6 separate regions of the Homo sapiens genome follow, and all the other regions are linked to region 2. A link is a loop called in an ENCODE intact Hi-C map of the cell type or tissue named here. Cell type or tissue: GM12878. All regions are shown on one strand.

Region 1 (4,000 bases), 93 kb after region 2:
GCCTGGCCTCCATGGTCTTTTGATAATGCTGGGGTGAGTCAATCTTTGATTCTATTTTACTGTGATAACATGATGTAGGATCAAATATTGACTCATATCAGAAAAGTGATTCCTTATCTTCTAGTCTTTTTAATATTCTGTGAATAGTATATATTTTTGTTAGAAAAATTACTGTACGCTACTATAGACTTCATAAACACTGTACACTTAGGTTTCACTATATTTATGAAAAAATATTTTTCTTTCATCAGTAACCTTAGCTTACCATAATGTTTTTACTTTATAAACTTGAAAAAAATGACTCTTTTATAATAAGTTTAAAACATAAATACATTGTACAGATACACAAAACTTTTTTTTCTTTATATCCTTATTCTATAAGCTTTTTATATCTTAACTTTTTAATTTTTAAACTTTTTTGTTAAAAACAGACACAAACACACACATTAGCCTAGGCTTACAGAGAGTCAGGATCATCAGTGTCACTGTCTTCCACCTCCACATCTTGTCCCATTGGAAGGTCTTCAGGGGCAATAACACACCCGGAGCTGTCATCTCCTATGATGACAATGCTCTTATGGAATACCTCCTGAAAGGCCTGCCTGAGGCTGACAGTTAACTTTTCTTATAAGTAGAAGGAATGCACTCTAAAATAATGATAAAAAGTATAATACAGTAAATATATGAACCAGTAACAGTCGTTTATTATCATTTTGAAGTATTATGTATTGCACATAATCATGTGTGCTACCTTTTTATATGACTGGCAGCATGGTAGGTTTGTTTACACCAGCATCACAACAAACATGTGAGTAATACATTGCGGTACAGTGTTACAATGGCTTTGTCGCTAGGTGATAAGAATTTTTCAGCTCCATTATAATCTTATGGGACTAATGTCATATATGTAGTCCATCGATGATCAAAATGTCATTATGGGGCACATGACTATAAATGTACCTCTTGAGGACTGGCCTTTCTGACAGCTTTTTTTTTTAGTTTTGAGGATCAAACCCTTGGGGCCATTGATTCATTGGATCATTCAGCAAATGATCAAATGGGTAATTTGCGGTACAATCTAAGCAAAGGAAAACCTGAAGATGTCCATTTCTTCAAGGAAGCTCTAATCTGGAACAGCAATAAATTCTCTACGCAAAAGAGAAACACTCAAGGCAGTAAGGTAACAGCTCTGAAAGTGCTAAAAATATGGAGGGGAGCGAGCGATAACTTGTATGGTCACCATTGACCTTGCTGATGCAGAAATAAATCATCTTTACTCTTCATTCTCTTGAATTCTCACCTACCCTGCCACCTCATCCAAAATTTGTTAATTCTATGTGCAAAACATCTTTCAAATCCACCCCTCTCTCTTCATCCTCACTGCCCCCATCCTAGTCCACATCAATGCCAGTCTTCTGATTTTCCTGTCCCTAGTCTGATCTTCTCCCAATGCACTCTGCAGAGTGACCTTTATGAAATGTAGATCTGATTATGCCACGTTCCCACTTTAAAAGCCTCTAGAGGTGTGAACCTCTAGAGTCTTCTAGAATCTGACTTCCATTCTCTGTCCAGCTTTATTTCTTGCTGGACTACTCTATGCTCCAGCCATATTGGTCAAAAATTGTTTTAGTTTCTGGAACCTATGGTGATCCTCTCACCGAGGCCTGCTATTTTCTCTTACTGGAACTCTGTCCCCTCCCCTGGGCACCCTCCCGCCTCTGGCCTAGCGAATTCCTTCCATCTTCCGGTCTCAGTTCCTCCAAGAAACCTTCTCACCTAACCCGTCCGGTCAGGGTACTTTCCTTACCTAACACCCACTCCCTCGTTTACTTCTCTTTGGCTGGACTGAAGTTGGGCAGGGCAGGGGCTAGTCTGCCTTCTTCTGGGCCCAACCCTCCCGGCCGGCACCACAGGCATTACAGGTACTCTGTGCACTCAGGCTGCGCAGACCCGCAGCTTCCTATCCTGTAGCTCACTTTCCTCTGAGGCGGGCTGGAGGCGGAGCTTGTCCGCTGGGGGTGGGGCTCAAAGCTGGGGCGGGGATACGGAGCAAAACTTAAGAGGAAGATGAGAAGCCTGGTTGGCCAGGAGGCTTATCTGTCAGGACAGGGGGCGGGGCCTGGGGGGCCGTACCTTTGCTTACCGCGAGTGGGCGGGGCAGGTTTTACCGCCGCGGCCCATCAGCGAAGATCGCTGAGCGGCGCCCGCCTTGCGGGCCTCCAGGACCCGGCCGCCGCCATCCGGTGGGAAGCCGGGTGGCCTGCGGGTGAGGGGGGCGAGGCGGACGGAGGGCACCACACCCCCCGGGGGGCGGGGCGGGCGGAGAGCACCCTACATCCGGGAGCCGGGGCGGCGCCTGGAGAGCGGAGCAGGCAGCGCTTTCTGCCCGCTGAGTGGGTCAGGCGCCGCCCCCTTGTGGTCTCGGCCTGCGGGCAGCCCTTTGGAGCGCGCGGGAACCGGACGCCCGCCCGAGGAGAGAGGATCCAGGAGACCACTCCGGGCGGGATCCGCGGAGCCTGGGGCCGGGCGGTTGGCCCACATTATAAGAGGGCCTGCGTTGCTTCTACCTCAAAGGCTTTAGGGTGTTTGTTAATTCCCCGCCCCCCAACCTGATGATGCTCCAGGTATTTACAGGCAGGTGCCCCATAGGCTGTTTACTGGGAAGCAGAATTGGTGGACTCCGTTCGGGGATATGAGGAAAGATCCATAAGCAGAGAGAATAAAGCCTTTGCACTTACATTTTACTTCTCTTATCCCTCACCTCTACCACCTTTCCCCTTGACCCCCAATGGGCTGCAGGTCACATCATCTTGTCCTTGATATATTCAGAAAATAGAAGCCCCTCAAACAACTTAGAAGCAGTCCCCGCATGTCACCAAATAATAGACCACAGCTGGCATGTGAATGCTACCAGTTAGAGATGTGTAGTAGTTTGTAATTTCCTCATGAATAGTTCAAACTAGAGATTTCTAAATTATTACTAAATTTTAGTATTAATCTAAATATTGTTAATAGATTTTTGTATTATTACTAAATGCATAATCTTTGGAGCAGAAGTTGTGGGAAAAGAAGATTTGGACAAATACCTGACAAGTTACCCGGTATTTTACTTTCTTTGAAGCAATTAAAGAGGTCTGTGTCTTGTCTTGAATAATTAATTTACTTAGGTTGCTGTTTAAAATGCTTTTAAATTTTCAAAACACATCTGTGAGGAGAGGTCTCCACATCTTCAGTTGAAAACTGGAAGAAGCAAAAGGAATAGAGTGTTTATCTTTGAAAAAAGCACACCTAACTAAAATAATAATAAAAAATATGCAGGTGGATAGAAACTCAACAGCTTTCTTCATAGGGTTTGAAACCATAACTGAAGGAAAGGCTATCTGCCATCTCCACTTTGTCTGCTTCTTCAGTCATCTCTCATTATTCAACTTACCTTCTAGTCAGGTCAAATTACAGTTTCTCCAGACTCATATTGCTTTCATATATCTCTTTGTCTTTGTACATAATACTCCTTTACCTTCCTAATGCTTATTTTACCTTCGAAATTCAGCCAATGTATCAACTCTCCTAGAAAGTTCCATTATCTTTCCTCCAAGTACAGGTCTTTCCACTGTACTACCATCGAGTTCTGGGATGCTTCTCCTTGGTGGCATTTTTTATACCGTGATATAATTCTCTCTTTACTTATTCCTGTATCAAGTTGTTAGGGCAATGCCTTTATCTCAATATTCTGTAAATGTAGCATGGACGGATTGATGATGGACAGACAGGTGGGCGAGGGAATAGCTACAAGGATGGACATATACGTGGGAGAAAAGGGACGGACAAATGTATAAATAGATGTTTTAAGGTTGGGTAGGTGAGTGGATGGAACTAAAGCTTGGAGAGTAAATCTTGATGAAGACTTGTTGGGAAACAAGAAGATCTTGATATGATGAACTCAAGGAGGTTGATGGAAAGGGGTGGGGGATAGTTGAGGATCGGTCATTGAAACCATTAT
Region 2 (4,000 bases):
TGAATAAGACGAAGATGTGGACCAGGCGACAATATGGTGGGGTGACTATGTAACTGATTGATTAGCCATAAGCTGTGGTTTATGTCCTTTGCTCAGGGGTTCTGCCCTAACTGATTTCTGTCCCAAATCAGTATTTTAAACCATGAATTGGATGATGACATTTTTATCAAGTTTCCATGTCAGAACCCCAAAAAGGCTAATATTTGGAAAAGGCAGCCTTCTAAATGATCTCGACGTGTATGAAATAATGGATTGACTCTAACAACCTAAGCTTACTAGTAACAAATATGAATTCCTTTGCATGGGGTATGTCGCCCTGTCATCACCAGGCCAGCTTTACCTGTGGCTACAAGTTCCTTAGACTCTGGACAAAGGTAACTACCTGCAGTACTGAGACGAGCCTTGCTTCTTCTAAGTGTCCCCCCACTTTTCTCCTCCACCCCACAATATACTTAATCAACACAAACTCCACTGGCAGATTCAGCACAAGCTATGAATTTTTGTCTTACTGCACCCTCTCTTTCTCTACCCCAATACCAATAGGATTTGACATTTTTTCCTTTGGGTTCCCACTGTACCCAAGTGATGTCTCCAAACTAGCTATAGCACTCCAAGGCCATTTCCCCCTTTAATTAGTGAGGAAGTATAATGGGGTAGTTAAATAGCTGCTGGAACCAGACTCACTGGGTTCAAATCCTGGCTCTACCATTTATTGACTGTGAGATGGTGGGAAAGTCCCTTAAATGCTCTGTGCCTCAGTCTCCCCATCTAGAGAGAAGAGGTGATAATACTTCCTACCTCACTGGGAGGAAAAGAGGATTAAATAAGTTGATGTTAATAACTAGCACAAGGAAAGTATAAACAGTTATACGTATATACCTGTCTCTCTTAATAGTCACTGACCACCTTATGAATTGTATCTCCATATCACAGCAATTAACATTTTGGAACATAGCAAATCCAAGAGCACTGACTTACAACCCTTCAGTAGCTCTCTACCACCCCTAAGACAAAGACCAACTTCCACAGCCTGCCTAGATTTCCTTGAGACCTGGCAGGAGCTGGCCTCTCAAGCCTACACTCTCCCCCAACACTCTTCAGATGCTACACTGAAGCCCTGAAAAATATCCCAGCCACTAACCTTCTCCAGACCTTTGTTCTGAGGCCTTCTCCACCCTCTGAATGTTGATGTTCTAGCCAGAGCCAATTTCACGGCTAGACAGCTGGCACAGAGCAGCAGAACCCAGAAAAATAGTGACGGCTCATGGTTCACCAGTGGCTTACTCTTTGTGAGGATGTCACCATGGACCAGAACATGTGTCACCTCCACACCACCCTCAGGCTGCCTGTGTGAGCATCTCAGCATGCACCAGAACATGTATCACTCACATACTGCCAACAGGCTCTCTGTGTGAGCGCCTCAACATGGACCAGGGTGTCACCTCCGCACCACCATCAGGTTCTCTCTGTGTCTTTCCATGAACCAGGACATGTGTCACCCCCACACTGCCATCAGGCTGAGTGCCTCACCATGGACCAGAGTGTGTGTCACTCCTCCACCACCATCAGGCTCTCCCATCATTTGAGTGGCTTCTTGCAGAGCCTATTAGCACCTGAAGGGAGCCCTCATCTCTCTGAGCCCTTGGTCTCTCAGGACAGCTTTTTCCTCATGTGCACTGCCCTCTTCAATGCAGATATTCTCGGGGAGTCCAGTTAATTTTTTACTCTTGTAAAATTAACTCAGTATTAGCCAGATCTGGGAATATTAGCTGAGAACATCTTGGTTTCTTCATGACCTTTACATATAACTAATGTTTTGTGGTCAGGGCCTCTGTCATCTCCACATTTGACTTTCTCAGATTCCTAATCTGAGTCATGAACTTGGAAGGTACTTTCAAACCTCACTGTTGATTTTGACAACCTGAAAGCCCACAACTGGGGGTGAAGGGGAAAACACCCACTGGACTGAGAAGAAACGTGCTTATGTTGCCCTCTCTGAAAACCTTTAATCACTATTAAAAAAAAAAAAAAAAAAAAAGCAAAAACAGTGTCCTGTGTAAGTTCAGCTCTCTGGGGCATGTGGACCTCCACAAGCTAGGGGCCATTTCCTGATGCAGAGCCTCCGGTTGCCTGTGACTGGAACCGCAGTGCCATCCAATGGCAATCTTGTGTAATGCAGTAGCTCCTCCATCTTTCTGCACCTGTAGTTTTCCTAGTGCTCCTGAACAGGAAGCCTCACAAGTCCTGTGGTATAAAAACCTGTTTTCTGTTCCTGTGTTGGTTTGCTTAGGATAACGGCCTCCAGCTCCTTCTGTGTTGCTACAAAGGACATGATCTTGTGTCCTTGAGGGTGGAAGGTGGGAGGAGGCAAAGGATCAAAAACTATCGGGTACTATGCTTATTACCTGGGTGACAAAATAACCTGTAAACCAGCACCCCCTGCCGCCGTGATATGCAACTTGCCCATATAACAAACCTGCACACGTACCTCTGAACTTAAAAGTTAAAAAAAGGAAACCTGTTTTCTCAATGTCATTTGAGTATGCAGCCTTTTTCTTTCTTTTTGTTTAATGTCTACGAACCTTTTGAAGGCTTAATGCTTTATAGAGTTTGAGCAGCAGTTCGCAAAGTGTGGTCCAGGGAGTCCCAAGAACCTTTTAGGGATTTTGCAAAGTCAGAATTATTTTTATAGTAATACTAAGACATATTCCGCCTTTGGCTTCTTATTCCCTTATAAGGGTACACTGGAGTCTTCCCAGGGCTATGTGACCTACACTGTCCTCAGAGGCAGATATGAGACTCAAACAGAGGCAGATATGAGAATGGAGCTGCCTTCTATTAAGCAAGATATTATAAAGATTTGCAAAATTTAAAAAACGTCATTTATTACTTTTTTGGAAAATACAGTTATTTTATTGAAATACGTTATTATGTGTATGTAATAATTGGTTTTGTTGTTGTTGTTTTGTTTTTTTGGTTTTTTTTGAGACGGAGTCTCGCTCTGTCGCCAAGGCTGGAGGGCAGTGGTGCGATCTCGGCTCGCTGCAAGCTCCGCCTCCCGGGTTCACACCATTCTCCTGCCTCAGCCTCCGGAGTAGCTGGGACTACATGCACCCACCACCATGCCCAGCTAATTTTTTGTACTTTTAGTAGAGACGAGGTTTCACCGTGTTAGCCAGGATGGTCTCGCCCTCCTGACCTCGTGATCCGCCCGCCTAGGCCTCCCAAAGTGCTGGGATTACAGGCGTGATCCACCGCGCCCGGCCAAGAATTGTTATTTTTAATGAACATTTTTAAAATTTCTAATTTTGAATATGGTTAAGTATTGAGAGACGTTACCCCCCCCCCCCCCACATAGACTAAAGCTCTTTAGAGTCCTGGATATTCATTTTAAGAGTGTAAAAGGGTATTGAGACTAAAAAACTTAATAACCGAAAACTTAAAAACTTAAGTTTCAGAGGCTTAGTTGGACTGTCCAACTATGTACTCTCATCATTTCTGTATCGAATGGGACACATGGGTGGCACAGAACCTCACTGGCATAGTAAACAAGGGGATGTGGATATATTTTTTCTAGGGAGAAGGCTTAGCTTTCCTCTAGTTTTCAAAGCTCTGTATGACACTGTCCAACCCCATAAAGGTTAGGAGCCACTTAAAAGCGAGCATGACAGCCAAGGGGCTAGAAGGCTTGACACTCATCCCCTCTCTGACACCGACTACTCTGTGACAGATACGAGTCACCTAATCTTTGCTTTATGAGAGGAAAGGGGTAGAGGATCTGTCTGGTGTTTCTCTACTGTCAAAATATAGAAAAATCAGATAAATGTCCATTTTAATTACTTTATAGTTAAAGGAACAATCTTTTAAGTTGTGTTTTATACGATGCCTTGTCCATAAAAGAACTGAAGGTAGTTTGATTCTTCCCTAGCTAGTGTGAAAAATGTGATCTACAGCCTGGGGTAACCAAAGGAGAGTAAATTGAAAAGGACTTATTGCTTTT
Region 3 (4,000 bases), 510 kb before region 2:
CCTTTGATGGGGAGGACTGACCCCAGGAAGACTGATTGCGTATCAATATTACTCTAACCCATGGCCCTCTTTCATAACATGCACACTCCTGGAAAGGATATCATTAAATCTGGCATTGGTGCATGGCCAGGCTCACATAGGGTTGCTCAAGAAATGTTGCTGTAAAGGAGGCCGGGTGCGGTGGCTCATGCCTGTAATCCCAGCACTTTGGGAGGTTGAAGTGGGTGGATCATTTGAGGTCAGGAGTTCAAGACCAGCCTGGCCAATATGGTGAAACCCCATCTCTACTAAAAATATAAAAATTAGCTGGGCATGGTGGCACACGCCTGTAATCCCAGCTATTTGGGAGGCTGAGGCAAGAGAATCGCTTGAACCTGGGAAGCAGAGGTTACAGTCAACCGAGATCACAACACTGCACTCCAACCTGGGCAACAGAGTGAGATTCCATCTTAAAAAAAACAAAAAAGAATTGTTTCTGTAAAGGAAACTACCTATAGGAAGCTGCGTGACCTTGGCCAGGCCTCTTCACCTCTCTGGGCCCTTTTTAATGTGGATTAGAGGTGGTCCTTATTTTGGTTTGCTCCATACTGGGCAGCCAGAACCATCTAGAACACCAGCCAGGACTTGCTCCCCAAGGGTGCTCCTCTGTTGCGGTGCCTGCCTCTCTGCCCAATCTCTCTCCACACAGTGGAGGCTCTGAGTCTTTCCTACTTTGAGCCCTCATCTCCACCAGCATCTATGCGTAGCTCTGCTGTCTCAGGCGCCTCTCAAGAAGTTTCAGGCAGCAGAGTTGGTGGAAGCTGAAAAGTCATTTGAATTAGTTTGCCTGGGTCTATTGCTCAGGAGCCTGGGCACATCTCTTAACCTTTCTGGGGCTGAGGACACCAGCATTCAGGGTTGTGTGTGAGGTGCTTAGTATGATTATTACTCATGTTTGTTATTAGGCTCTGTCCTGCTTCCCCCAGGCTGTGGCCGGGAAGACAGAACAGCCATTTACACAGTAAGCTGCCCAATGACCCTGCCTTTCCCATTCCCAGTCTGCTTTTAAAAAATATGGGTGTCTAGACCCCAACCCTCAAAGATTCAGATCAGTTCATCTTAGGTGAAGTTTTAACAGGAAGATGTATATAGATGTATATATTTTACAAGCTCTTCAGGTGATTGATTAGTTTAAGAACCATTGATTGAGACCCATGGCAACTGGGCGGGCAGGTACCTTGTGCTCATGGGGCCTGCCCAGCCAGACACAGCCTTTTTCAGGAGCAAATCCCCCTATCTCCCTTTTGGGACACAGCAGACTGTCTGAGATCATCTGATGACCTCTACATACTCTTTTCTGGGACTAAGCTGCCTTTCTGGATCAGTTAGAAGGCAACTGGAACATCTCTGAAAGGTTCTGGATCTCTGTGCACATACAGTAAGGGGACAGAGCTCATTCTGTGACAGTCTTACCAATGCACCACAATGTAGCAGTCTCTCGTTGTAAGGCATCACCCGGAGTTCTTCGTTTCATGACCAAAAAAATTAAGGAGTGTGGACAAAGGGTGAGGTTAGAACGAAAGTTTAATAAGCAAAAGAAGAAAGTCCTCTGCCACAGAGGGGACCCGAAAGAGGGTTGCCTTTTTACAGTTGAATTCAAAAGCTTTTATAAGAAACTCCCCTCATCTCTGTAGCTGTTTGTGTAATTCCCCTTATCTGTGCAGCTGCGGGCATGTCCTTAGGCAAGCACAAAGCACAGCTTCTCTTGTTCGGGTTACTGTGGTTATGTTTTGGGTAGGTCCCCCACCTCCCTGTGCAAGTTCCCATGGAGCCCACTGTGTACATGCCCGAAAAGAGGAGGAAACCTTTCTGTGGGAGCCCACTGATTACACCAAGAACAAAGGCTGCTATGTTGGGCCTTACTTGCTTGTCTGTGCAGCTGCAGCCTGAGTTTTCCCCAGGCTGCTCTATTTGTGCCTGTAGCTTGATTTTTCAGGCTGTCTTTCATTTTGAAAGAATTTTACCAAAGACAAGCTTTAGCTGTCTGCCCAACTAGTTTTTCCTTTTCTCCTCCCTCAACTGGATCATAACTTATGACTCTGAGGCTGAGTCCTGGGATAGTTGGATGTAGAGGGGGCATTATCTGGATTTGAACCCAGTAATTCTTAGCTGTCTGATATTACATAAGTTACTTAGCCTTCCTGAACCTCACTTTCACCATCTATAGGACAATATGTGCTTTGCAATAATAACATTAGATTTCTAGAAACACACACACATGCATAACACCAGGAACAAATTTTCCTATAACTTATTTTATTGATTTCTTTTACATATATGAAATAGAAAAATGATATTCCAAAGAATTATACCTCTCAATTTTTTTTAGGAAAAATGTTTAAAAAATAAAAAAAAAAGAATTCAAATTGTGCAAGTAAAACAAAAGGTAAATTGGAGCTCTGCTTTAAAGTAAATTTCAATAGAAGATTGTTGTTGTTTTCTTTAAGTAAGAAGCTGAAATTGCGGAGTGAGTTTTGATGTGGCAGTGTGTATGCTGTCTTGGTTATCCAGCTGTTTTGACTCGGTTTTGATGGCAACATATACTGACCATGAAACTCAGAGGTAAGTAATTTCACCATTTTGAAGACACCCACAGCTCTTGACATTTTCAAAGGGTGGTTCCCAAAATAGGAGTTCTTTTGAGATGGCATTGGTATATTCCAGGGTGATGGATGCCAGAGATTGGCTGGGTGGCTTGATCTGGGTTGCAGACAGTTAAAAGTTAAAGAAAAGTAGGGTAGCTTCTACTTCCTTCATGACCTGGTCCAGGATATTAACAGACATGCCAGTGGACCTGGGTGCTTGATGTTACTTAACACAGGTATCATTTCCACTTTTTCCCTCTGCTCCAAGCCACAGGGAAACTCAGCCATTTCCAGGGCCCTTGGTTTCAGGAAGGTCTCTGCAGTTGCATGGAGCCTGCTTTGCCTGGCATTCTGCAGGATTCTTTAGTACAAGGATTTTGACTGGGTCAAATCAGAGATTTGGGCAAATTCCTGCATTTTAAAATAGTCTTCTCCTAAAACCCTTTCATTCTATGTGATGGACAGATAAGAGATACAGGGCTCCTGTATCAGAAATTTTATTTGACTTTTGGAGTAGAGTGACCTGAAGAACAAATTGCAGTTTTATTTTTCTCATTACAGCAAGTCAGGAGGAGGCAGCCTGGGCCTGGTGGGGCACTTCTCTGATGTCAACAGGGTCTGCCCACCCTGCCATCTTTAGTGTGGCTTCCTGCATCGCCGATCGACCAAGTGGCAGACCTGAGGGCAAAAGGAAGCCTGATATTGGAGTCAGCCCCCTTTGGAAGAACTTTCCCTACAGCCCACCTAGTAACTTCTGATGATACCTCCTTGGCCTGATTTAATTCAGTGCACCAAAAATATTATCATTTCAACACAAAACCAATGCAAACAAAGAATATGCCCCTAAATGAAATGGTGGGATCTAGTTTAATTTTTATCAAGAGACCTTCCTGAAGCCAAGGGCCCTGGAAATGGCTGAGTTTCCCTGTGGCTTGGAGCAGAGGGAAAAAGTGGAAATGATACCTGTGTTAAGTAACATCAAGCACCCAGGTCCACTGGCATGTCTGTTAATAAAAAAATTTTTTAATGTTTTCATTCATGTATCGTTTCAACTGAATCACATGTACCCTAAAACTTAAAGTATAATAAAAATAAATAAATAAAATAAAATAACAAAAAAATGTTTTCACAAAGACAGTTTTCAAAGTAACAAAGGACATTGAGAAAAAAAATCCTTTGGTTGTTCCAAGTGTACAGAACATCAGATAAAAATAACATCAATTTTCCACAGAGAAACCAAATATGTCATTTAAATGCTTCCAGAATTAAACATTTGATGTGTATGTTGGGTGAGGAGGCAACAGGATTGGATAGGGTGGTGGGAAGTCTGAGTTTTGGTCTCCCCTCTCTCACTAACTAGCTGTGTGGCTTTCACT
Region 4 (4,000 bases), 260 kb before region 2:
TAAATTAAAAATACTGGATCTCAGTAGCCAGAGGGTCATTCTGTCTTAGAGCCCCTGGACACAGTCCCCCTAATATGGACCAGGCCTCATCTGAATGTTCCATGCCCCCTCAGCTGCGAATTCCCATGTTTTCTGGGCCAGTTATCTGACCTCTTCCTGCGAGGGCAGTGCAGCAGGGGTGTGGGCTCTCAGGGGGACAGAGGGACTCTGCCACAGGCTTGACCTGACCATCTCTCTCAAGTCTCTCTCTACACCCCAGCACAGAGAGAGCAGAGGTCTGCAGAGTGCCACCCCTCTAGCAGCTCTGTGGACCAAACAAGCATTTCACCTGCAGGTGCCAGCTCAGCGTGCCAGGGCATGAGTGTCCCCCAGGTGGCAGGGTGACTGCCTTTCTTAGGTGGCTTATGTTCAGTGTGGAAGTTCAGGCTCTCTCATTCCTGTTTCGATTCCTTTTCCCTCTCTGTCTCACCTGGTCTTTGATAGCAAAGGTTAGTGTTATAATTAAACAATCAATTTAGCAAATTTTCTTTGGGGATTTCCTTTCCTTTTGTTTTGCCAACTGTAATTCCTCCAGTCTCCAGAGAGATCCCCTGTGAAGTGCATCTGAGGTGTTTTCACTTTCCCTCATCCACAGTTGTTGTTGTTTTCAGGGACTAACAAATGACAAATAAGACACAGCATGTTCGTGGTTTATATAAGCAGGAAGGAATATATCTGCTTCTCTCTGCAGGAAGAGAGGAGGAGGAAAAGAGGAGGAGGCACAGCTGATGGCTGCTACCCAAGGCCTTGCTCCGAAACATCATGGGTGACTGGGAGTCTAAGAATATTAATTGGAGACAGTGGGAACAGGGGTAATTTCACGTACCCAGTAGGGACATGCTGTGCTAAGAGCGTGTGAGAAAATAGCGTGTGAGAAAAAATTTACCTGATGGTGCTGCTATAGGTCTTATTTTCTTCCATGTTTTGTTTCTTATGCAAAACGTATATGTGTTAAGAGAAGGGGATGGGGAAGGAGAGTTCATGGAGGAGAGAAGAGGAGGAGAAATAAACTTTGAAAATTCTAGTTGCCATGACAACATAATGAGCTCCAAAAGTGGCATCTCTGAACCAGTTTTGCATGGGAAGGCAGAGAAGCTCAAAAGGGAAAGAATTAAAATAATAAAAATAATAAAACAGTGATCATGAAGCAAAGGATACATCTGAAGAGGCTGTGAGCCCTTCTTGTCACCCTCTGTGTGTTGGGAGTGTCAAAGCTGCTTGCTCCTGGCTGACCTGGGCAGAGCCTGCGGGATTGCCGTCAGGGGTTGGAATGCCTTTGCAGCCTCCCGGGCTCTGGACAATGCGCAGCTAAGGGATTTTGACAAAAAAGACCTCATGCATTGTGTGTGAAGTGCATTGTGCTTGAGAACCCATTGCAAGCCAGGCTGTCTTCCTGCTCCGTTTCTCCTCCCTTTCCTCCCTCCCACCCGCCCTTTCTTATAGCTCAGCTTTACTCTTTTCAATGAATTTCACTGTAGCCCAAGCGACAGTGTGTGCTGTGTCACTCTTACCACCATGGTATAGAATGTAAAATCCCCATTATTGGGCACTCGTTAGAACTATAAGGCTCTTCTCCCCAGCAAAGTGTCCCAGAGCTGTGCGAGGCTTATACAAAAGAAGGAAGCATTGAGAAGTGCAGAATGTGAAAGCCAAGAAGGATTTGTAGGTAATGATGTTTTTGCCCACCATACTCAAATTGGAAATGCACCCACAGCATCTTAGAATTATTTATTATTAAAAGTGTATTTTAATGAAGATATCCCTTGGTATCCCTTGTCCTGGTTCAAGTCGTGTTCATGTTTTCCTCATTATAATGGCCAGGACGTTGCACTACATATGTTTCCATAATATAATCGGTGTTTAACAGCATCTGAGCCAATCCATCAGTTAAGGCACTTGTTCTGAGAACTGGTTGAATGTGGGGATCCTGCTGCCCCCTTGTGCTTGTTTGATATTGTTGCCCACGAGACTATCTAGGGTGTACATTATGATGTCTCTACCACCAAGCTCTGTGTCTGGCACACAGTAATTAATATATGTTGAATGAATGAGTGCTTAGTTCCAGCTGAAGCATGAAGCCCTCCTTAGTATATATGTGCTCCGGCTAGACTCCAACGAATAGCTGTTTGGCAATACATGTCAAGTTGAGTGGATGATGTATAAGTGAACTAATATCCCCTATGGAGGACAGCAATTCTCAGTGAAATAAGCAAATCATTGTGTGAGTTCTGTGTATCAGCAAAGATTAAATCTATTAAGTTTTTAGCTTCTTTCAGATGTTAACCACTTAAGTAGTTAATATTTGCATAATGCTTCCTATAGTTTAGAACCATTAGTCAGTGAGGGGAACCTCCTTTTCTCTGTTATATTTCTTGGTGGAAGAACTTCCTCCAGAAAACACTTTTTAGGCCTTTGTCATCATCCTTTGCTCATTCCTCCTGAACTGTAATAGATGGATTTAGAAGAACTGGCTGTGCTCCTCTCAGCTTCTTCCTCCTCTTTAGAACTGGCCGGCCCTCCAGGAACGTATCTTCTCTACTCCCTTTTGCTTGTAGCTTCTGGGACAGTGCCCTGTAATAGGGTAGGACTGGGCTTCTGTGGTTGTTCCTATGACTGGATGGTTCAAAATTCTGGGGTATACACTCAGGATAGATCTAGAAGATAGATGATAGATCTAAAGTCATGTTCTCCAACTTGCTTTATCAGAAATGAAACTGATTATTTTTTGTCTTTATTTATCTAACTCCAGTATGTCCCGTGTCTCAGCTGGTTTCATAATCAGGAGGGGAATAAAAGGAAAATTGTATACTGATCCCCACAGCACTGCTATACATGATTAGAAAGTCTTTTCCCCCTTTAAACATGTAATTTTAAATGATACAATACAATCTCAGATGTGATTTTTGTCACCTTCAAGACATCCAGCAATTCTAGCACCTTAGATATTTATATCGCAGGTCAGTTGGAAAAGAGTAGTCACAAAACACAAATTATGTTCATAGTACACTTGGCTAGTGTGCAATTTCCTGATCACCAAACACAGGAGAATTCAAAAGAAGTATGAAACCTGGTCCTTTGTCTTGGGGGCTTATTTCCTCCCACAGAAAGCTGAAACCTGCCACATCTTTTCATATGGGTGATCCCTGAAATAGGCATTCTGGGCTGGAGATACCACTGTGGTTTCTATCATGTAAGAGCAGTTTTGTAGAAGAGGTGAGATTTGAACAGGGCTTTGAAAGGTAGCTGGAACTTATATAAGCCCAGGGGTGTCATAGAGTGGGTTTTGGGGGAGAAGTTTTAGGAATAACAGGATGATCCCCAACTTTGAGGCAGGCCCTAATTTATTTGTGGGATAAAAACGATATTGAATATGAGAGTGGTGGGAACATCATTGGTTTAGTTAGGTCTGGTTAGATCATGGAGGACCTCACAGCAGAGGGAATTAAGGCAGGAGAGTTACTGTGGGTGCTGGATGGAGGGGGCAGGATGACCATGCGGGACATAGTATTTGGGGAAGATTAGCTTGCAGGCCTGTTCTGTGGATGAGGACACTTGCTTGTCTGGGTTCTCTGCTGCCTCTTCAACTTTAATCTTCTAGGAACTCTGAGTGGCCCCAGCATGAGGGCTCTAGTGGTGCCCCTCTGCCAGCCACTCTGAACTGTGGCAGACTTGCCCAGCACAGAAGTTAGGATAGGCTGTCTCTAAAAGAGGACTGAGAGAGTGTTTATTCTACCCAGACCATGGCTTTGAGATTGGATATCAGGATGCATGTTATTTTTTTAAAAGAGCTTTTTTGTTGTTATCTTCTAGATAAATGAGAAATCAGAAACAAAGTCACCATTCACCTGAAAAGGCACCACTGTCTGGGAGCAGTAGCAATGGGCTATATATAATAACAATAATGATAATAAAACAGGTACTGTTTATAAAGTGTTAACCGCCTGTTAGAACTTTTCTTATT
Region 5 (4,000 bases), 750 kb before region 2:
GGAGGACCACAGAGGAAACAGATATTGTGTGGCACCATGTGATGTAAGGGGGAAGAAAAGCCTGAGAAACAGAACAAACTGGGGAAAAAACACGGTGAAGCAGAAGTACACAGGCTGTGATGGTGTATGTGACCCTCTCTACTTAGAAGGAAGACAGTAAGAGAGGGGGAAGGGAGGAGGAGGAGGCTGCTAGGATCTGCATAGGACCCTGCATGTCAAAAAGGACTTTTGGGGCTGGGTGAGGTGGCTCACGCCTGTAATCCCAGCACTTTGGAAGGCTGAGGTGGGCAGATCACGAGGTCAAGAGATCGAGACCATCCTGGCCAACATGGCGAAACCCCGTTTCTACAAAAAATAAAAAATTTGCCTGGCGTGGTGGCATGCACCTGTAGTCCCAGCTACTTGAGAGGCTGAGGCAGGAGAATGGTGTGAACCCGGGAGGCGGAGGTTGCAGTGAGCTGAGATCGCGCCACTGCACTCCAGCCTGGCTACAGAGTGAGACTCCATCTCAAAATAAATAAATAAATAAATAAATAAATAAATAAATAAAAAAAATAAAAAGGACTTTGAGGAGATGTGTTAATCAAAGGAGCTGAAATCCCTCATTCGGGTCTGCCCTGCCAGGTGCTGGGCCCCTGCTCAGCTTGCCCCAATCCTCTCTCCTGAAGCAGGTGGTCTCGCTTTCCCCGCAGCTGCTACCCATGGTACCCAGTCAGTGAGGGAATGCTGTTTGGCTCGCTGCTCTGTTTCGGGGGTAGAGGTTGGGTCAGGGGTGCCTCTCTCCCTCACTCTGGGGTCAATTCTCATCCTGCCTTGAGATTCCAGGTCTGAACTCTGAAATGGGGGACAGCTTCATTCTTATGATACTGGGCCAATAGTCAGGGGCCTGGGTTCCACTGCTGTGGCTATCAGAATGGGGTCTGCAGGTGGATTTGTTCTTGTACAAGGAATAGCCCTGTACAAGTGGGCAGGTGGAGGTGTTCATGCGCACTCTGAATAGATGCTGGTGGCTGTTGGGATGTCCTAGGTCACTGTGAGGTTCTGTGATTGTGCTTTTGAAGTAGATCAAGTAGGATCCTAGTTAACTTTTGGCTTTTCCTTTGTCCTCCAAATGTCTTTGGGGATGGTAATGTCTGTTCTACTGGTTTCCTGAAGAGTGAGCTGCCTTCTAAATTTTATATAGTAAAATCCTTAAGATCATTTAAATTTCCCATATGGAACTTCGTATTTTTGGATCTCAACTGCATGCTCCTTTCTTTCCCCTCCAAACAAAAGTCTCCTGTTTGAGTTTTTAATGTCAGAACTTGAGGGGCTTACTCTTTAAGTAAGTGTATTTGTAATTTCTTGTATTCACCTGGTTACTAAAGCTATCACAGATCAGAAACTTGGAATACCATGGTTTTTGGTCTTCAAAATGCTTTCGTCAGCATTATTTCGTGCAAGCCTCACCTCCCCCACCTCCGGAAAGGAGGTTGGGTAGATTTTTTATTTTTATCATCATTTTTCCACAGATGGGAACATCGAGGCACAGATGGGCTGGGGCACACGTAGAGTCAGGGCATAGCTGGGATTAGAACCTGGAGTCTCCGCCAAATGCTATTCCCCAGAGACCTCAGCCAGGGAGCGAGGCGCTTCTCCAACGTCAGGGTGTAGAGTCCCGTCTTTGTCTTCTCATCAGCCCAGAGCTGTGGCGCTGTGGGTGTAATGCGCTTGGCACAGGGAAGCCAGGGATTCCAGGAGCAGGAACCTCAGACTCATGCCAGAGATTGTCCTACAGGAGGGGTCACCTGGGGCCGGGGATATCTAACCCACAGAGAGAAAAGGGCCCCTGCAGGCTCTGCGCACCGGCGCCCGTGCAGCCCTCCCCACGGATCACTGTTCCTGGACTGAATGAATTGCTCTATGACCTACAGACTAGCAGTCCCTTCGGTGTTACGCCCTTCCTTCCACCTTCTCTCCCTTTTGTCACCCCGGGTGCCCTCTGGGCCTCCAGGCTCTTGTAGGCCGCCTCCGCCGCCGATTCCGCAGATGGCCACTGGGTGGCGCCCGCGGCGTGCGGGCCGGGCCTTGGCGCTGACTGGGGCGGTGCGTCCAGCCTGCAGCTTCCCGGACCCCCAGCCCGCAGCGGGGCTGCTGGGGCCCCTTCCGCGAGCCTGGGGGCCTGGCGGAGCTGGACGAGGCTCAGGGTCACTTACAGAGAGACAGAGGTGGGTGGGTGGGGACGCTGGAGGTGGGACGGGGTGTGGGGAAGGGGAGGACGCTCGGAGCTCTGACAAGGCGGTGGTTCTTTTCCCCAGGGAAACCCTTTCGGGGTGGAACGGGCTGAACCGTTACCTTGGAAGAGCAGAGGAGAAAACGGTCTCTGCCCACAGAGTGATCTGGGGAGTGGAGGGTTGGGGGGCGGGGGTATCTTCCTTATCTGTTTAGCACATATAGCGCTTACTGCGTGCCAGGTACTTTACAAATGTTAACTCATTTAATTCTCAGGACAACCCCACAGACCCCGTTTTACAGCGGAGGACGCAGAGGCACAGGTTACCTAGTAAGTAGCAGAACCTGGACTCTACCCCAGGTAGCCCAGCTCTCCTGCTGCCTCCCCTCCCTCCTCATAGGGTGGGTAGGAGATGCGGGAGGGAGGCAGGTGTACACCCTCAGCGTTTATGGCCTCCTGCTTCATTCACTACCTCATTCATTCACTCAACAAATCTTGGTGCGGGGCTTCCTGCTGCCCAGGTGTGGTGCTTGCACTACCGTGGTTAGTGAAGCCAGCCACAGTCCTTGTCCTTGTGGACCTGGTGGGGGAGACAGAGATTACTCAACTAATCACACTAACCACGTTCTCCAGATGAGCGTTCTAGAGAAATGAACGCGCTCTCCCTCGCAGCCGCCTCTTCCTCTTGGTCCACTCTATCCCTCCCATCCCAGGCCCACTGGCTTACCTGGCCCAGATGTGTCTGCTGAGATTCTAGCTCAGAGCTGAAGGGTGGACGGTGACTTGACTTTGTTGCACAGCCCTTGGGGACTCCCAAGGCGGACCACATCCATTGTCTTTTTTGGTCTTGTCCAGGGCAAGCTGCTGTGAGTCTCTTGGGGAGGCAGACTTTTTAGAAGGAGTGGGTGGTTCAAATCAGAGAATGTTCTAGGGGAGACTGGAGGGAGTCTTTAGTTTCAAACTGGAATCTGAATCCAGGCTGTCACCTGCTTTGTAGTGTTTGCTGATTTCTGTGACCCATCTGTTGGTAGGTTTCAAGCCACCAGTGAGATACCACAGAGCAAACAGCTGGGAAGAGAGGCCCAGAAGTGACTCTCACCAGGCTGTGTGGTGCTCCCGCACTCCGCCGGCAGTGTCTCTCCCTAGTTGTATGACCTGAGGCAAGTGATTTCACCAATGTAACCTCACTTTCTTCACCTGTAAAATGGGCCAACACCACCTCTCCCAGGCTGTTCGTGTGAGGATTAAATGACTTAGTGTTGTCTCCCACTTAACTACAATTAATTACATTTAATCCTTAGAATGGCCTTACGCATTCTAATTATTTGATTTTATGTCAGTTTTTTCCAATGAACTGCGAACTCCTTGAAGGCAGGGACTATGTCACATTTATCTTTGTATCCCCAGTGTCTAGTACAGAGCTTGGCACATAGTAGGTACTCAATAAGTGTGTCCCTTTCAAACCCAAAGCTATAGTCCTGTGCGAGTGAAACATGTGGTCCACCCTTCAGCCTGGGCCTTCTCTGTGAGCCTGGGGAGGGTGGACCTGTGGACCCTTGCACGGATCCTTCCCAAGGAGCCTGCATGGCTGGTTGAGATTTCAGCTTTTCAAAGTCCTTCCTGGGAACCATGTGCCGTCTGAGGGCTGGCTGTTGGAGGATCACCCTGAGCACATCCCCTGGGCACCTGGAGCCCCCTGCCCTGGCTGTATATCTGTAGAGGACAGTTTAGGGGTGGGGTCTGTATCACAGACATGAGCAGGTCCCTGGCTCCTCCCAGCTTCTCAAA
Region 6 (4,000 bases), 430 kb before region 2:
GGGCAGGGTGGAGCGGCTTGCTGAGAGGCATTAGAAAGCCCTCTTGGCTCTCCATCTTTTTACCTCATACTGACTTCTACTTTATGCCATGATCTGGAGAAAATGTGAAACATCCCTCCAGGAAGGGAGCTGGACTGGCCAGGGCTGTTTTTGCTTGCTTGTTCTTTTTTTGTTTTGTTTTGTTTTTTGAGACAGAGTCTCACCCTGTCCCCCAGGCTGGAGTGCAGTGGTATGATCTCGGCTCACCACAACCTCCATCTCCTGGGTTCAAGCTATTCTCCTGCCTCAGCCTCCTAAGTAGCTGGGATTACAGGTGCCCACCACCATGTCTGGCTAATTTTTGTATTAATTGCAGAGACAGTGTTTCACCATGTTGGCCAGGCTGGTCTTGAACTCTTGACCTCAAGTGATTCACTCGCCTCGGCCTCCCAAAGTGCTGGGATTGCAGGCGTGAGCCACTGTGCCTGGCCAGGCCAGGCCTGTTTGAACAGGGCTGGTTTGAATTTTCCTTTTGTGTAGACAGGTTAGGAAGCAGAGATTTCTGTAAGAATGTCTGCTTCTAGGAAGGTGAGGAAGACCATGAGGGATGCAGACACACTGTTGAAGTGATGGTCATAACTATTGCTATGTCTGGGTTTTAGGCACAAGGTCTTATGTCTTCGGCATTACTCGTCCCTCCAGGACAGATGTATCTTTCTCAGTCGGCTCAGACGAGGGTCATATGATCTCACCAGCATGATCTCACTGCATTTCCATCAGGGTCTGTGGGAACTGGAGCCAGACTTCTGTGATGGTTCAACCCCTCCTGTTCTTAGCCCTGGCCTGGGGTGTGATTAATATCCCTTCTAATCACTGGGAGAGATTGCATCAGAGCCATCAGCTTCATAAATCCTCCTCTGGGGACTGGTGTTTGGATGCGCTTTCCATATTCTCAGGAGGTTCTGGGCCAAATGTCTTTGCTCTTTTCCTGGAGGCCCATTACCATAATTTTCTTTTAAATCCTTTATTGGAGTTGGTCTCCTCTGTGTCAGTCCATGGCTACAGCCAGCCAGCCCACTCCTGAGGGCTGGAGGCTGTAACCACCAACAGATGCTTTCCCCAAAGTATTGAGCCACAGTAGATGCTGAAAGATTGAGTTAGTAGGATACTGAAAGTAACTGTATTTGTGCAACACTTTACAGTTTTCAGAGGGAGTTCAGATTCCGGTATCATTTTAGGCTTCAGTCCTTTTGTATTTCTTGTTTGGTTCTGTGGGAATGGATGGTCATAACCCTTCATTGACTCTTGAGTACTGTGTTGGGACAGCTTTTGCAGTCGGAGGCCTGGCTCTGGTTTCCTTTACCAAGCTACATTTTTTCCATTGCATTCCAGGTCTTGAAGAAGATTCTGAAGTTACACGGAAGGCTTGGATAGCTGTATTTCATTCCTGTTCATATGTAAAATGTCTATTTGGTGTCATGCTAATAGGGAATCACAGACTAGTTAAGGCTCTTTCTCTGTTACTGTCTTTGAGTCAAAGTCCACTTATTAGGATGATATTTATGTGCACATGAAGAAGAGGTGGAAAGACATGCATGAAGGTGTCCATGCCATCCTCTGAGGCTGTTACATCTCTTGGATTTAGACATCCAAAAACATGAGACTGAAGGGAGAAAAGGAGACAGGTCTTCCTGTAGGGTCTGGGGTGAGGGGTGGAAATGGGTAAAGGAGGCTGAGGAATGCCTCCCCTCAGACTGTGGACTCTTCTATACCCCCCCAGGAGTTTCCAGGAAGTGCCTGAGTGCCCACCGACTGCTCCCCACAAAAGCATATTCTGCATTAGGCTGAAGTTGGGAGAGTGCACAGCATTCTATCTGCCTGCCTGTCAGAGCATGGCCTTCTTAGTGTTCGGATGTCATAGGCTCTGGGAGGAGACAGCTAAGTACAGAGGTCTTCAGGATGAGCCCCCTGGTGGTGATAGAGATGCATGTTTGCCTGGGGACACCCAATATTTACTGCCTGAGGCCTAAGTCCTTCCCAAGCATGTACCTACAGATCTGTACCTGAGAGGTGATGATGAGGAGGCTTTTCAGGCTCAGGCAGATGAAGAGCTCAGCTCCAGGCCAGGCCCCCAGGGCTCCGGTGACAGCAGAACCAGCATCACCACCCTTGCCCCAGCTTTCTGTGCTTCAAGAAGGAAATGAACAAATGGCAGGTGTGCAGGCCACGTCGTGCTGCTCAAATTAGCCATGTTGCTAAGGAAACAAGTCAACCATTCAAAGGAAGGAGCATTGGGTAAAGGAGATAAATCAATAAGTGAACCTATTTTTATCATTTCCCTAATGATTGTCTTGAAACTGCTAGACTAGAAAGAGAGTTGGAGCAACACAGGTCCTCATTAATGGGCTCAGAGGGAACGAGGAGTGAAGGGGTGTTTGAGGAGATTGCCAGTAAAGTTTATGAAATGAGGCCTCTAGTGAGCAGTGAGCTGGTACAGGAGGGAAGGCAGGAAGGAAGATGTCTTTTGCAAGTTTCAAAGTGGTTTCATGGTCATTTCCTCATTTTGGCCAGGTCCCTTCATTCTCTTGCATTTAATCCTCTCCGAAGTCTTTTTCTGATTTCTCTGGCCATCGCATTCCTCCTCACTCTCAGGTTGGGATGGGTTTTTGTGTTGATTTGTTCTTTTCAGGATACATATAGCTTTAATTGATTTTGTAGTGATAAATGAACACATGCTCATTTGAACACTCAGAAAATGGTTAGAGGAGTAAAGAAGAAAGTGAAAATAACCCTGCTACCGAGAGAAGACTCATCATCCTTCCAGCAAGACAGAATTTTTTCTTGTTCTCTCCCTTCTCTTTTTTTTTGTTTTTGTTTTTTTTGAGACGGAGTCTTGCTGTGTTGCCCAGGCTGGAATGCAGTCGCACGATCTCAGCTCACTGCAAGCTCTGCCTCCCAGGTTCACGCCATTCTCCTGCCTCAGCCTCCTGAGTAGCTGGGACTACAGGTGCGTGCCACCATGCCTGGCTAACATTTTGTATTTTTTTTAGTAGAGATGGGGTTTCACCGTGTTAGCCAGGATGATCTTGATCTCCTGACCTCGTGATCTGCCCACCTCGGCTTCTGAAAGTGCTGGGATTACAGGCGTGAGCCACCGCACCTGGCCTTCTCTTTTTTTTTTTAAACATGAAAGGGATCTTCCATGTATGCTGGTTTATTTTCTTTTTTAAATAGGTCATGTGTGTCTACAGTGGACAGTATAAAAAGTTCAAATGGGTATACAGTGTGGAGAGTGTGGGTACCTTTTGTAAGGATACCTCTGGCTCTAGTTTCCCTGTATGATTCATTTATCAATTGAATATTAATTTATTAATAAAATAACAGTTACCGGGGCCCCACTGTGTGCCAAGTACAGTGGTGAGTGAGGCAGGCAAGGTCCTGCCCTGGGGCTCCCAGTCCTTACTGCCCCATCATCTCCATTTGTTCAAGATTTCAAAACACAAGCAATCTGGATACCAGGGATAGATATTCTTCCCTAAAATATGCACAGTGTCAGGCACAGAGTGTAATGAGTGTCACTGAATTCTAGAACAGAGAGTCAGAGTCCTGGACAGACTTCCATCTTGTCCCTGATTGTGGTTGCCATGAAGGGTGATGGTCTTTGAGGCCGTGGCGACTCGGAGCTCCCTTTGACCTTTCTAAGTCATGTCTTTGTCCAGTCTGCCAGGTTGAGGGGCACTAGCTTGACTGGTGGGTGGGTGTTATTTGCCGTCTAGGCTCTTCACTTTGGGGATGTAGCAGAGCCATTGCTTTGGGGTGTGAAGTTTTGCTGTCGGGAAGAAATGGGAGTGGTGCCTCGGAGGCAGCCTGCAAGGGTGGGAGTGAGCAGGAGCCATGGCTCAGGCCAGAGTGGGTGAGCAAAGCCCTGTCTTTGTAATGGCTCCTTAGTGAATGCCTCATGTTCATTCTTACCTGCATTGAACATTGACTAAGCTCCTACTATATACCATGGGCTCTGCTA

What was found. Hi-C counts contacts between places; a loop is a spot of excess contacts. Peaks named below come from ENCODE experiments on the same cell type or tissue, not always from the same donor. Only the 100,000 strongest peaks of a DNase experiment are listed, where the experiment ranks them.
Region 1: it touches region 2 in a loop (4-fold over the local background); 2 of 110 quality-filtered maps call a loop at or near these places.
Region 3: it touches region 2 in a loop (7-fold over the local background); 3 of 110 quality-filtered maps call a loop at or near these places.
Region 4: it touches region 2 in a loop (4-fold over the local background); 8 of 110 quality-filtered maps call a loop at or near these places.
Region 5: it touches region 2 in a loop (12-fold over the local background); 10 of 110 quality-filtered maps call a loop at or near these places.
Region 6: it touches region 2 in a loop (6-fold over the local background); 2 of 110 quality-filtered maps call a loop at or near these places.

The regions. Positions count from the first base shown.
Region 1 is chr1:182,027,678-182,031,677 of GRCh38, forward strand. No RefSeq gene overlaps it. Among named protein-coding and RNA genes, the nearest start is that of ZNF648, 32 kb to the right of the region's middle. RefSeq lists a silencer at 2,051-2,440. In GM12878, a CTCF peak has its summit at 2,412 (motif pointing left); a DNase peak (open chromatin) is centred at 2,054; H3K4me3 peaks cover 1,786 bases; H3K27ac peaks cover 1,395 bases.
Region 2 is chr1:181,934,999-181,938,998 of GRCh38, forward strand. No RefSeq gene overlaps it. Among named protein-coding and RNA genes, the nearest start is that of ZNF648, 120 kb to the right of the region's middle. In GM12878, a CTCF peak has its summit at 2,146 (motif pointing left); DNase peaks (open chromatin) are centred at 1,943 and 2,193; H3K27ac peaks cover 2,358 bases.
Region 3 is chr1:181,428,731-181,432,730 of GRCh38, forward strand. It overlaps LOC107985232 (a long non-coding RNA gene), which reads left to right. Exons shown (of 3, transcript XR_001738319.2): 2 at 2,487-2,601; 3 at 3,186-3,659. It also overlaps a transcript of CACNA1E not described here. Among named protein-coding and RNA genes, the nearest start is that of CACNA1E, 53 kb to the right of the region's middle. RefSeq lists an enhancer at 1,572-1,851. In GM12878, no CTCF peak of the experiment used is centred here; a DNase peak (open chromatin) is centred at 1,701; H3K27ac peaks cover 3,355 bases.
Region 4 is chr1:181,674,500-181,678,499 of GRCh38, forward strand. All of the region lies in intron 7 of CACNA1E (calcium voltage-gated channel subunit alpha1 E), which reads left to right. Among named protein-coding and RNA genes, the nearest start is that of CACNA1E, 190 kb to the left of the region's middle. In GM12878, a CTCF peak has its summit at 1,982 (motif pointing left); a DNase peak (open chromatin) is centred at 2,002.
Region 5 is chr1:181,188,017-181,192,016 of GRCh38, forward strand. No RefSeq gene overlaps it. Among named protein-coding and RNA genes, the nearest start is that of LINC01732, 16 kb to the left of the region's middle. In GM12878, CTCF peaks have their summits at 2,036 (motif pointing right) and 2,799; a DNase peak (open chromatin) is centred at 2,042.
Region 6 is chr1:181,502,529-181,506,528 of GRCh38, forward strand. The region is part of intron 1 of CACNA1E (calcium voltage-gated channel subunit alpha1 E); the gene reads left to right. Among named protein-coding and RNA genes, the nearest start is that of CACNA1E, 21 kb to the left of the region's middle. RefSeq lists enhancers at 2,197-2,316, 2,737-2,966. In GM12878, a CTCF peak has its summit at 1,958 (motif pointing left); DNase peaks (open chromatin) are centred at 1,986 and 2,473; H3K4me3 peaks cover 1,119 bases; H3K27ac peaks cover 3,285 bases.